Regions from separate parts of the Homo sapiens genome. Here all the other regions are linked to region 2. A link is a contact called in ENCODE Hi-C or POLR2A ChIA-PET data. All regions are on one chromosome and are shown on one strand. The core of a region is the stretch at or near the end of the contact, and the rest is flanking DNA. Distances in the headings are between cores, read along the strand shown. Region 1 has its middle 28 kb from the start of SLC25A13. Region 2 overlaps DYNC1I1 (dynein cytoplasmic 1 intermediate chain 1). Region 3 overlaps LOC105375410 (a long non-coding RNA gene).

Region 1 (3,663 bases), core at 728-3,227, 270 kb before region 2:
TCCCTACCCTTGGAATTTTTTATTTATTTATTTATTTTTATTTTTATTTTTTTTAGAGACAAAGTCTCACTCTGCTGCTCAGGCTGGAGTGCAACAGCGTGATCGTAGCTCAAGTCCACCAGGATTATAGGCATGAGCCATTGCACCTGGCCTGCCCTTGGAATTCTGATGAATAAAGTGCTCGTCAATAAAACTTTTCTTTACAGACCAAAATCATGGTTTTTGGTTTTTTTAGACATGAAGTCTCACTGTGTTGCCCAGGCTGGTCTCAAACTCCTGGGCTCAAGCAATCCACCCACCTTGGCCTCCCAAAGTGCTAGGATTACGGGTGTGAACCACCATGCCCAGCCAGACAAAATCATGATTTTTAAATGAAACATTTGATCAGGCACTTTTGCGGCAGGAAGTGGAACTGATTCATGGAAGCTATGCTTTAAGAATTGAGTTTGGGGTTACTTTCTCATGGAAAATTTTATAATTCACCCCCTTCTGCAGACTGATCATCTTTGGACACACATATTAGTTGAAATCACTCAAGTATGGTGGTTTTAAAGGTCTATGAAATACAGAAGAACAGCAACAATAAATAACAGTGGTTAGAGATGAAGGTTACAGAGCCCAGCTGCCAGGATTCAATCCTGGATCCCCTAATTAATAATAGTTCTGTCACTCAGGGGCTTACTAGATAAGAAAGGGAGAAGAATTACACATATGTCTTTGAGGATTGTGTGGAATATAGTTTATTTTCATGTAAAAGAGAGTGTATAAGGAAATAAGGGAAGTTTATAAGGATATCAATCAACAAAGATTAATATGTCTTCAAGTGAATTGCTGCCCTCACTTCTCATTCTTAAGTATTCCACATCTTTTTTCATTCTTTTCCCAGTTACAGTCATTGACCAAAACATTTGCATGTTTCTCACCAGACCAAAACCAAAAGTCATAAAGATCTTTAAGGACCTGTCTCAGTAGGAGTCTTGCAGCTAATCAAAATCCAAGATAAAAGATAATATCAGCCGAGCGTGGTGGCTCACACCTGTAATCCCAACACTTTGGGAGGCCGAAGTGGGTGGATCACTTGAGATCAGGAGTTCAAGACCAGCCTGGCCAAAATGGTGAAATCCTGTCTGTAGTAAAAATACAAAAATTAGCCAGGTGTGGTGGCAGGTGCTTGGAATCCCAGCTACTCAGGAGGCTGAGGCAGTAGAATTGCCGGAACCTGGGAGGCAGAGGTTTCTGTGAGCCAAGATTGCACCACAGTACTCCAGCCTGGGCAACAGAGTGAGACTCTGTCTCAAAAAAAAGAAAAAAAAAAGAAGATAATATTCACCTCCAAGTTGACATCTGCCCTATCCATCGAATCTAGGGAACTTCTTGGCAATTGTAATAGGTAGCATAATAGGTAGAATGTCACTCCAAAGATGTTCTCATCTAAATCCCTGAAACCTGTATGTATGTCTGTTACTTTACATGGCAAAGGGACTTTGCAGATATGATGAGATTAAGTATCTTGAGATAACGGCTTGACTATTCTGGGTAATCCAAGTGAGCCCAGTGGAATCATAAGGGTCCTTGTAAGTGATGGCAGGAGAGTAAGCGTCAAAGAGAGATTTGAGAATGCTGTGCTGCTGGGCTTAAAGATAGAAGAAGGAAATTTGAGCCAAGGACTACAGGTGACCTCTAGAAGCTGAAAAGGCAAAGAAACAGATTCTCTCCTACGGAAAGGTTCTCTGCCTATTGCATGAATCTGGTGAGAGAGAACCCTTGCACAAGTTAGGCAAAGCAGATTTATTACTCACAGATAGGCAGCAAGGATAAACAGAAGCCAAGGATCCATGACAAACTGGTCCCCCAAGACTCAGGAAAGCTGCCTAAGGCAGATTGTCTTGTCTGCACGTGCTTCCTGTTGTACTGCAGCTGAGGGACTCCAGTGGCGTCCCACCCTGGGTTTATATACCCTGGGTGCCACTCAGCTCACTAAGCTCAAGCATTGTAGAACATCCTGTTCCAGGAGCAATGAGGACACACCCAGGTTGTTCTGGACATTTCTTCCTTATCTCAGGATGTTGTATTCTCAGCACAGTCTGCTTGAGAATTGCAAGTAAGAGAGGATTGTTGATTAGGCCGAGGTCATCTGGGGACCTGTCCTCCTGTACACTAGAGCCCCCCAGAAGGAACAGAACACTGCCTACATCTTCATTTTAGCCCAGTGAGATCCAATTTGAACACTTCAGATTTTCAGAACTGCAAGGTAATAAATGTGTGTTGTTTTAAGCTACTAAGATTTATTACAGCAACTGGAGGAAACTAATATATCAAGTCACCTATGATTTTCTTCTCATGCTAATCACTAGATGAAATGGTGTTGTTCAATTTATTCATTAGTTTTCTCCTCACCACTGTATTCCATCCTCCAGGAATACAAGTTCCACAAAATGAGGTGGACTCTCAGAGTGAGCCCCTTGCCTGTGATACCTGAAACTCAATAAATACATGAATTTCTTTGTATTTACATGAGTGCATGAATTGCTAATAATGTTGCTGAAATTTTTTTAACATTAGTAAATGGCACCAGAGATCATGAACGAGTATTCATTCTGAGGTGTTCTTAGGACTCTACTCTGTGTCAGGTAACGTGGGAGATGCTGGGCTTTGAGAGAGGTATAAATGTAGGTCCTGACACCCAGGAGATCTCCATCCAATAACACAGAGTAACAATGTCATATTGATTATAATTCTGTATTAGGCCATTCTCACATTGCTGTAAAGAAATACCTGAGACTGAGTAATTTATAAAGAAAAGCGGTTTAATTGGCTCACAGTTCTGCAGGCTGTACAGGAAGCACAGGGCATCTGCTTCTGGGGAGACCTCAGGAAACCAATCATGGCAGAAGGCAAAGGGAGCAGGCACATCACATGGGGGAAGTAGGAGCGAAAGAAAGAAAGTGGGAGGGGCCACACATTTTTAAAGGATCAGATCTCACAAGAACCCACTCCTGAGTTGCAAGGACAGAACCAAGAGAATGGTGTGAAAATATTCATAAGAAATCTATCCCCATGATCCAATCACCTCCCATCAGGCCCCACCTCCATCGCTGGGGATTACGATTCAACATGCAATTTGGGTGGGGACACATATCCAAACTATGTCAACTTCTGAGATTTTACTACATGTAAGATTGTTTTCGAGAAATTAAAATGCTAACTGAATAGCAATGTTTTGGAAGTCAGTGTTATAGAAGGGAGGCACTGTGGGCTCAGTGGTTAACAGCAACAGCCTTGAACTCAGGAGCCTCAAAGTTGAGAATCCTGACTCTGCCACTACTTTGCCCCAGTGTGACCTGAAGTAGTGACTTAATTCCCACAGACCTTATTTCCTTATCAGTAAAATGGGGGCAAGGCGCAGTGGCTCACGCCTGTAATCCTAAAACTTTGGGAGGGCAAGGCAGGTGGATCACCTGAGGTCAGGAGTTCAAGATCAGCTTAGCTAACTTGCCAAAACCCCATCTCTACCAAAAATACAAAAATTAGCCAGGCATGGTGGCATGCACCTGTAATCCCAGTTACTCAGGAGGCTGAGGCAGGAGAATCACTTGAACCCGGGAAGCAGAGGTTGCAGTGAGCCGAGATCACACCACTGCACTCCAGCCTGGGAGACAGAGC
Region 2 (3,199 bases), core at 496-2,995:
ATATACCCTTGAAGATACAAAGACTTAATAATAACACCTGAAGAATATTTCCCTGCCCCCTCCCACACACACACACACACACACACACACACACACACACAAATACTAGGGAAGTGTGCTCCTCCTCAGATCCTCCAGCTGTGGGCTTCCTAATTAAAAAGGCTGAGCTGTTTCCTGCTCAAAACACTTCAAAAGACCTTTTTGTTGTTCTCCACTTGACATATAGTTCGCAGCACTTGTTCCTCTTACCTGTCCATTCTTATTTATAGAGAGCTTTCTTGAATCAGAAACCAAGAAGTGATGCAGAGACCATTTTATTTTATAAAGTTGAAGGACAATAATATTTATGTTAAAAAAAAATCCAAGTAGCTGAATTAGCAACTCAGTAATTTTGCTAGACTGGCAAAAAGGAACAATGCATGTGGCATAGTTTTTAAAACATAAATTTTTATAGCATAATTTAAAAACAGTATTTATTACTGGCTGATTTTTAAAATAAATGGGTATTTTCACTTGCTGTAAATGTGACATGTTAAAATCTATTTTTAAAAAAATACTGAGTTTGATATTCATGTTTAAAGTTGGAGACTGTTGTAAAAGTCTGCCTCTGAATTTGATATCTTAGACAAGGAATATTTACCTTGGTACAAATCAAATGGATGAGAGATCTAAACATAAAATAGTCAACAGAATCGTCTTTTGTGGATTCAAAATAGAAACGGTACAAGTAGCAAACACTGACAAATAGCCCTTTTTAAAAGCCCAATCTAAAAATCGACGTCCACAAAAGCTTTCTTTTCCAAGTATTTGCCTATAAAGTTATTTCAACACGGCTCTGACAAATGCCTGTGTGTCCTGTCCCATAGGGAAAGGTGTGAACGCATAACGTTTTGCTCTTTGCAAAAAAGGGTCGTTAATTGTCCGAGAGCAGCCACCGTTTAGGGATGAAGGGAGATTAAGTGATTTTTGGCCAATGCATCTGCCAATTCCCTTCAGGGTAGTCAAGAATGGGGGCCGGCAGCCCTGCTGCAGTTGGAAGGTCTGTCCAAAAAAGGCCGTTTTGGAGAAAGAGGGAGAGACTGCGAGTGGCCGACTGCGCCCCCCTCCCAGCCCTCCGGCCCGGGCGCCTGAGCCGCCGCTCACCTCGGTGTCATTGTTGAGGTTCCAGAGGTCCAAGCGCCCCATCCCGTCCACGCAGGCAAAAAGCGCAGGATGCACGGGGGACCACATGACATCGTACACATAGTCTGCATTGTCTTCAAAGGAGTAGAGCGGCTTGTTGTGCTGTAAAGCAGAGAGACCGTGAAGACTTTGTGGCGCTGCTGCTGCCTCGGGCTGTCTAGAGAGCCTAATTAAAAACTTTGCACATTCACAAAGTGTCATAAAACTTCCCGAGATGAAAGTCCTCGAGAAGGTGAACCGGAGCTTTAATGTGACTAGAACTGTCCAGTGGCATAAATAAATACCGGGGGGAGAGGGGGCCTCTCAAGGGGCTGGTGGCTGGGACCGGGGGTGGGGAGGCGGTTTCAGACAACAGAGTTGTATGAGACATTCCAGACAGGTGGACCGGACTTTCCATTAGTTCGGAATTCTCGCCCGGCAACGCTTTGCGAGATGCTCGGAGCCTAAACCCAACCGTGGTCGGCCCGGCTCAGACCCGCGGGGATGTTCTGAAGCCCCGGCGGTCCCGACCGCCCCGAACCCTTTCATTGAAGGCAACCCCTGCCACCTCGTGGTCCTCGTCTGTAGCTGCAACAGCTGCTGCTACCTCCAGTCCAACTCTAGGCCAAATTCACATTTTAAGGGTTCTTTTGCAGAGAGGAATGCGTGCAAATATTTTAAAGAGGATTACTGCTCTTCCAGGAGGTAATCATTTCGCGATCCTACGCCTTTAGTCTCTCTGCATAGGGTCAGCTCACCCCAATCAGTTGAACTGGTGTGGCTCATTGAAGTGCCCCTGAACCTCTGTACAAAATGAACAGTATTCCTAGATCACCCAGTGTTTTCAAAACCCCCAAAATTGACTTTTGGGTGTTGGGGTGTGTGTGTGGAAATGCGTTAACATACCCCTAGTGCATACAAATGCTTCCACTCCAGAGGGATACAATAAATTAAAATGGCACTCTTGATTTCCAGTGAATATTGTCACATCAAAATAGCACAGAAGTCAGAGGCAAGTTTGAAAGTACACCAGAAATAAAACGTAATTGGACTTCATGAATTATTCATTCCATCTGGCTTGTCTTATTCTAATTTCTGCATAATGGCTTTACTAATCCCTGATCAATTAATGTAAAATGAAATTTAAATGATAATGAAAGCCCTAGAGATAAAAGAAATTAAGTATTCTTATATCCTCTGACAGAAATCTAAACAATGGGAGTTTTTTTCCCCAATGTCTTCTTCATCCAGTCAGCTGTCTGTACTCTCTTCATGGGTTCCACTGAATGCCTGTACAGGCCAGAGTAATAAGATCAAGAAAAGATAACATGCAATATGAACAATCAAATCCTATCTGCACAGAATGTTTAAAGAATGTATCTGTAGGGAATCGGCTCCAAATATTAGAGTGATTTCTCCAAGTGAACTGTTAATATAAAATGCACAAAATATCTCTGCTGAAATGAAAGTGAGAAAAATCAGTGTGAAAACAATAAAACTGTAACCTAAATATCACACAAAAATGTAGTGTAGTAACTGTGAGTTCTCTTTCTATGGACTGTATTTCTTTGACATTTAAAAATCACCGCTTAGAACTGAAGAAACTTTTTTTTTTTTTTTTTTTTTTTTGAGACGGAGTCTCGCTCTGTCGCCCAGGCTGGAGTGCAGTGGCGCGATCTCGGCTCATTGCAAGCTCCGCCTCCCGGGTTCACGCCATTCTCCTACCTCAGCCTCCCGAGTAGCTGGGACTACAGGTGCCCGCCACCAGGCCCGACTACTTTTTTTTGTATTTTTAGTAGAGATGGGGTTTCACCGTGTTAGCCAGGATGGTCTCGATCTCCTGACCTCGTGATCCGCCCGTCTTGGCCTCCCAAAGTGCTGGGATTACAGGCGTGAGCCACCGCGCCCGGCCTGAACAAACTTTTAATACATTAAAGCAACACAGAATATTTTAGATGGGCCACTATGTGGATATAGTGAGATGTGTCTTATTTTTAATTCAAAAAATATCTGACAGAGGGTGTGATTTGAAAAGAAT
Region 3 (3,709 bases), core at 205-2,704, 310 kb before region 2:
TATTTAAGAAAAAAAAAGGAGTTGGTCTATGTGCACCATACTTACAGATCACAACTCTAGCCAATAGCTAGTGTAAGCTGTAACATCCAAAACAAGCTATTTTGTAGACTTCTGTAAGGTTCCTGAATAAATATAAATGATATTTTTGTTCATCCAGTTTAACCTGGGTCAAATGCTTTAAGCCAATGCTAAGTGCTAAGCTGAGCCCTTTCCTTAAGGAGTCTTCTTTTTAGTGGATAGATTCGAGGAAACAAAAACATGCTGAGTTTTCCTAAATAAAAATATGGATAAGCTAAGGTGAACATTGATGATTAGAGTTAGTTCTGACTGAAAGGAACATGGAAAGCTTGTGAAAAATACCCATTTAAGTGGATTTTGAATCGGGGGACAGGGACTGGAGAAGATGGAAGTGGAAAGATCAAGGTCCTAGCCCAATTTTAATGGAAGAATCAACACAGAGCTCCTGGAGATGTGAGTGCTTCTGATTAACTTGCAATCTGACCACAGAAGAAATCTGACTTAGCCAATTAACTGTGGATGTTAAATTAGCTTTTCATTAGTAATAATTGTTATGATGGATAGATAATTTATGAATTCTGAGGAATACTCCACACATTCAAACAAGGGCTTTATCTTTTAAAAGCATCATTATAACAAAAATAATATTATATGTGGCTACTATTCCCTCAATGGTGGGAAAGAAAGAGGGGGTTGTGGAAGGGTTTTGGAGAAGTGGATGATGACCTTGAGATCTAAAAGATAAGATACAGGGAGGCCACATAGAGAAGGAGGTATAGGGAGGATATTCCAAGCACAGACAGCAGCAAGTAAAGGGGGCAACAGGGAATTTAATGGAATCAAGAAATGCCAGTAGTTGTGAAGGGCTGCAGTACAGAAGGGTTAACAGAGAGGAGTGACCATAATGATGTATGAGCCACATCTTCTAACGACTCATATACCACATGAAGTTTAGCTCTTATCCTAAAGACAACGGAAGTCACCCAAGCATTTTATACAAAGAGCAGACTTTCACTTTAGAAAAATCCCTCTGGCAGCTGGAAGAAAAAGAGATGAGTAATATGTAGGCAGATTGAAGGCAGAAAGACCAGTCCACATTCCAAGTGACCAGTTGGTGGCCAAAGCATGGTGGGGTCCCCTAGCCGAGTGTATAACTAAGGCTTGTTCTGAAGAGCTGGAGAAAGAACCTACGTTCAAACTGCCTGGTTATATCGTCAAAGTCTCTCGCCACCCCTTGTTTGTCAGAACATTGCTTGAGCCAATTTTTTAAACCATAAGCCTGAGGAACAAGAATATCACATACATTGAGGAAATTTTAATTTAACTTTCCTGAGAGCTGGAAACCAACTTCTTGCAAAGTTCAGCACATTCCTCAAAGCTGCTCTCACTTCCCTGCCTGGCTGAGTCAGGAAGGAAAAGGGCTTCGTTGCTAAGACAACTCCATCCAAGGCCTTCCACATTGCCTGCCCTCTGCTTAAACCCTCTGGGATTGCTTGGAAAATTACAAACCTAAACTATAAATGCCTCTTCTTCACTTACCTTTTCCAGAAACACCACTTAGATATCGCTTTCTAGCAACCATTTTATTTCTGTTACCAGTTTCACCACCCCAGACTCTCCCTTTCTAAGGAAACCTGGACTTCCCAGTCAAATTGGATTTTATTTTCTGATATTTTCAGACTTCATTTACTATTATTCTATTTGTTTGAAAACGATTCTAAGAAGCAGATAGGGAAAGAGAAAGGATGCTTCTGATCTAATATATTGCTCAAGTCTAGGTGCTATGAGGCATACAAGTACCAAATCTACACTCATTTCCTTGTTAAAACATATGACGCCATATATTGAGTAATAGCAATATTATATACTAGCATCTGGATTTCAACAAAGTGTTTGGCAAAGTTTCAGGATAAGGAACAAGGTGAGGAAATGAGGACTGGATAAGGTTGTATGGTTAGCATGATTCAAATCTGACAGTATCCACAAGGTGTTGATTAATGGATTGCTGTCATATTGTGGGAAGGGTTCTAATTTTAACCCTTTCCTGTTCCTCAAATTTATAGTCACTTAGATAGCAACATATGCTGTTAGTTGTGCAAATGACCCAATTCATTTAGTGCAATGCTAGGCACTTAGCAATTGTTCAATAAATGTTTGTTGAGTTTAATGGAGAGGAAACTGTTGATACTTTATGTGACCAAATCACAATTGTAAATGAGTTCATTAGGCTGAAAGTCAAAATACAAATATGATGATATTGAAAAGGGATAAGTGAATTTTGTGCTTTTGGACTCAAATAATCAATGGTACAACTATAGCACTTGGAAAGCCCAATTTAACATATAAATTAAAACATGTCTTTAAAAAGTTAGCACTACAGGCTAAATATGAATTAATAGGCTGTTCCCTTCTCCTACAAAATTAATATAAGTTACAGAATGTCATGTGCTGATCAAGGGCAATCATAGCCTGTTCTCTGTGCTGTTTAGATAACATCTGGAAACTGTGTTTCATGCTAGGCAATGCATCTTAAGAGGATTATTAATCAAGAGACCATAATGCCAAGGGATTCCTATAAGAAATAGGTAGAGATATTTGGATTATATGCCCAGGTTATTTTTTAGAAACTTTTTTTTTTTTTTGAGACAGGGTCTCACTCTGTACCCCAGACTGGAGTGCAGTGGCACGATCTTGGCTCACTGCAACCTCTGCCTCCCAGATTTAAGCGAGTCTCCTGACTCAGCCTCCCAGGTAGCTGGGACTATAGGCATGCACCACCACACCCAGATAATTTTTCTATTTTTAGTAGAGACGGGATTTCACCATGTCGGACAGGCTGGCCTCAAACTCCTAACCTCAGGTGATCCACCCACCTCAGCCTCCCAAAGTTCTGGGATTACAAGTGTGAGCCACCGCACCGGCCCTATTTTTTAGAAACTTGAGCAGGAGTAGGGGTGGTAATGGGAGTCTTCTTGATAGCTACCTCCACATATCCAAAAGCTATCATCTATAAGCAAGATTTATTCTTAGTAGCTCTAGCTTAGCTCAACTAAGCTAAGTTTAAATTAGCTTAACTAGGAGCTTGAAAAAAAATGACAAGCAAATTTTTGGCTCTAGATAAGAAATATTTCTTTATCAAATAAAATGATTGACAAATGGAACAGTGACTATCCCAAAGTAATAGTAAAATGCAGGTAACTTCTAAAGCAAATTGTTGCATGAAATAGTTTCATGGGTTTTTTAATGTTTGTAAATTTATTAGGTAACCCCCACTCAATCAGAATAGGTTCAAAGCAACTCCTTAAAGTACTCCATATTTTGAGGTTCCATCCATCTCTAAGACTGTCTGATTGTGATCACAGTTATGTTGCCAGAAAGCCAAGAACAAAACAGAGTTAAATCACTGTCCACCACTATCATCATGCAGACTAAGAGACATAGGGTTTAAGAAATACTAATTCAAGGCCAGGCACTGTGGCTCATGCCTGTAATCCCTGCACTTTGGGAGGCCAAGGCGGGTGGATCATGAGGTCAGGAGTTCGAAACCAGCCTGACTGACACAGTGAAACCCCGTCTCTGCTAAAAATACAAAAATTAGCTGGGTGTATAAAAGCGCCTGTAATCCCAGGTACTCAGGAGGCTGAGGCAGGAGAATAGCTTGAACCCAGGAGGCGGAGGCTGCAATGAGCTG

Evidence for each region. Hi-C counts contacts between places; a loop is a spot of excess contacts on that map. ChIA-PET counts read pairs that join two places held with the same protein, here RNA polymerase II (POLR2A). Pooled maps may share reads with other maps.
Region 1: a pooled map shows a loop between it and region 2 (2.7-fold over the local background). The contact joins two enhancer-like sites. A Hi-C loop is called at or near these places in 4 of 37 single-sample maps with no recorded cell type and 7 of 50 pooled maps. POLR2A ChIA-PET finds 5 or more read pairs at or near these places in 1 of 52 experiments (WTC11).
Region 3: a map of endothelial cell of umbilical vein shows a loop between it and region 2 (4-fold over the local background). The contact joins two enhancer-like sites. A Hi-C loop is called at or near these places in 1 of 168 maps with a recorded cell type or tissue (endothelial cell of umbilical vein), 1 of 37 single-sample maps with no recorded cell type and 3 of 50 pooled maps.

Annotation. Positions count from the first base shown.
Region 1 is chr7:96,348,070-96,351,732 of GRCh38, reverse strand. No RefSeq gene overlaps it. Among named protein-coding and RNA genes, the nearest start is that of SLC25A13, 28 kb to the right of the region's middle. Within about 2 kb of position 1,977, at least 2 of the 41 ENCODE cell types and tissues checked have a DNase peak (open chromatin) inside an H3K27ac peak, as active enhancers do.
Region 2 is chr7:96,074,142-96,077,340 of GRCh38, reverse strand. It overlaps DYNC1I1 (dynein cytoplasmic 1 intermediate chain 1), which reads right to left. Exons shown (of 17, transcript NM_001135556.2): 15 at 1,144-1,284. Among named protein-coding and RNA genes, the nearest start is that of MIR591, 140 kb to the left of the region's middle. RefSeq lists enhancers at 1,144-1,317, 1,297-1,564, 957-1,564. Within about 2 kb of position 1,745, at least 2 of the 41 ENCODE cell types and tissues checked have a DNase peak (open chromatin) inside an H3K27ac peak, as active enhancers do.
Region 3 is chr7:96,386,561-96,390,269 of GRCh38, reverse strand. All of the region lies in intron 1 of LOC105375410 (a long non-coding RNA gene), which reads right to left. Among named protein-coding and RNA genes, the nearest start is that of SLC25A13, 66 kb to the right of the region's middle. Within about 2 kb of position 1,454, at least 4 of the 41 ENCODE cell types and tissues checked have a DNase peak (open chromatin) inside an H3K27ac peak, as active enhancers do.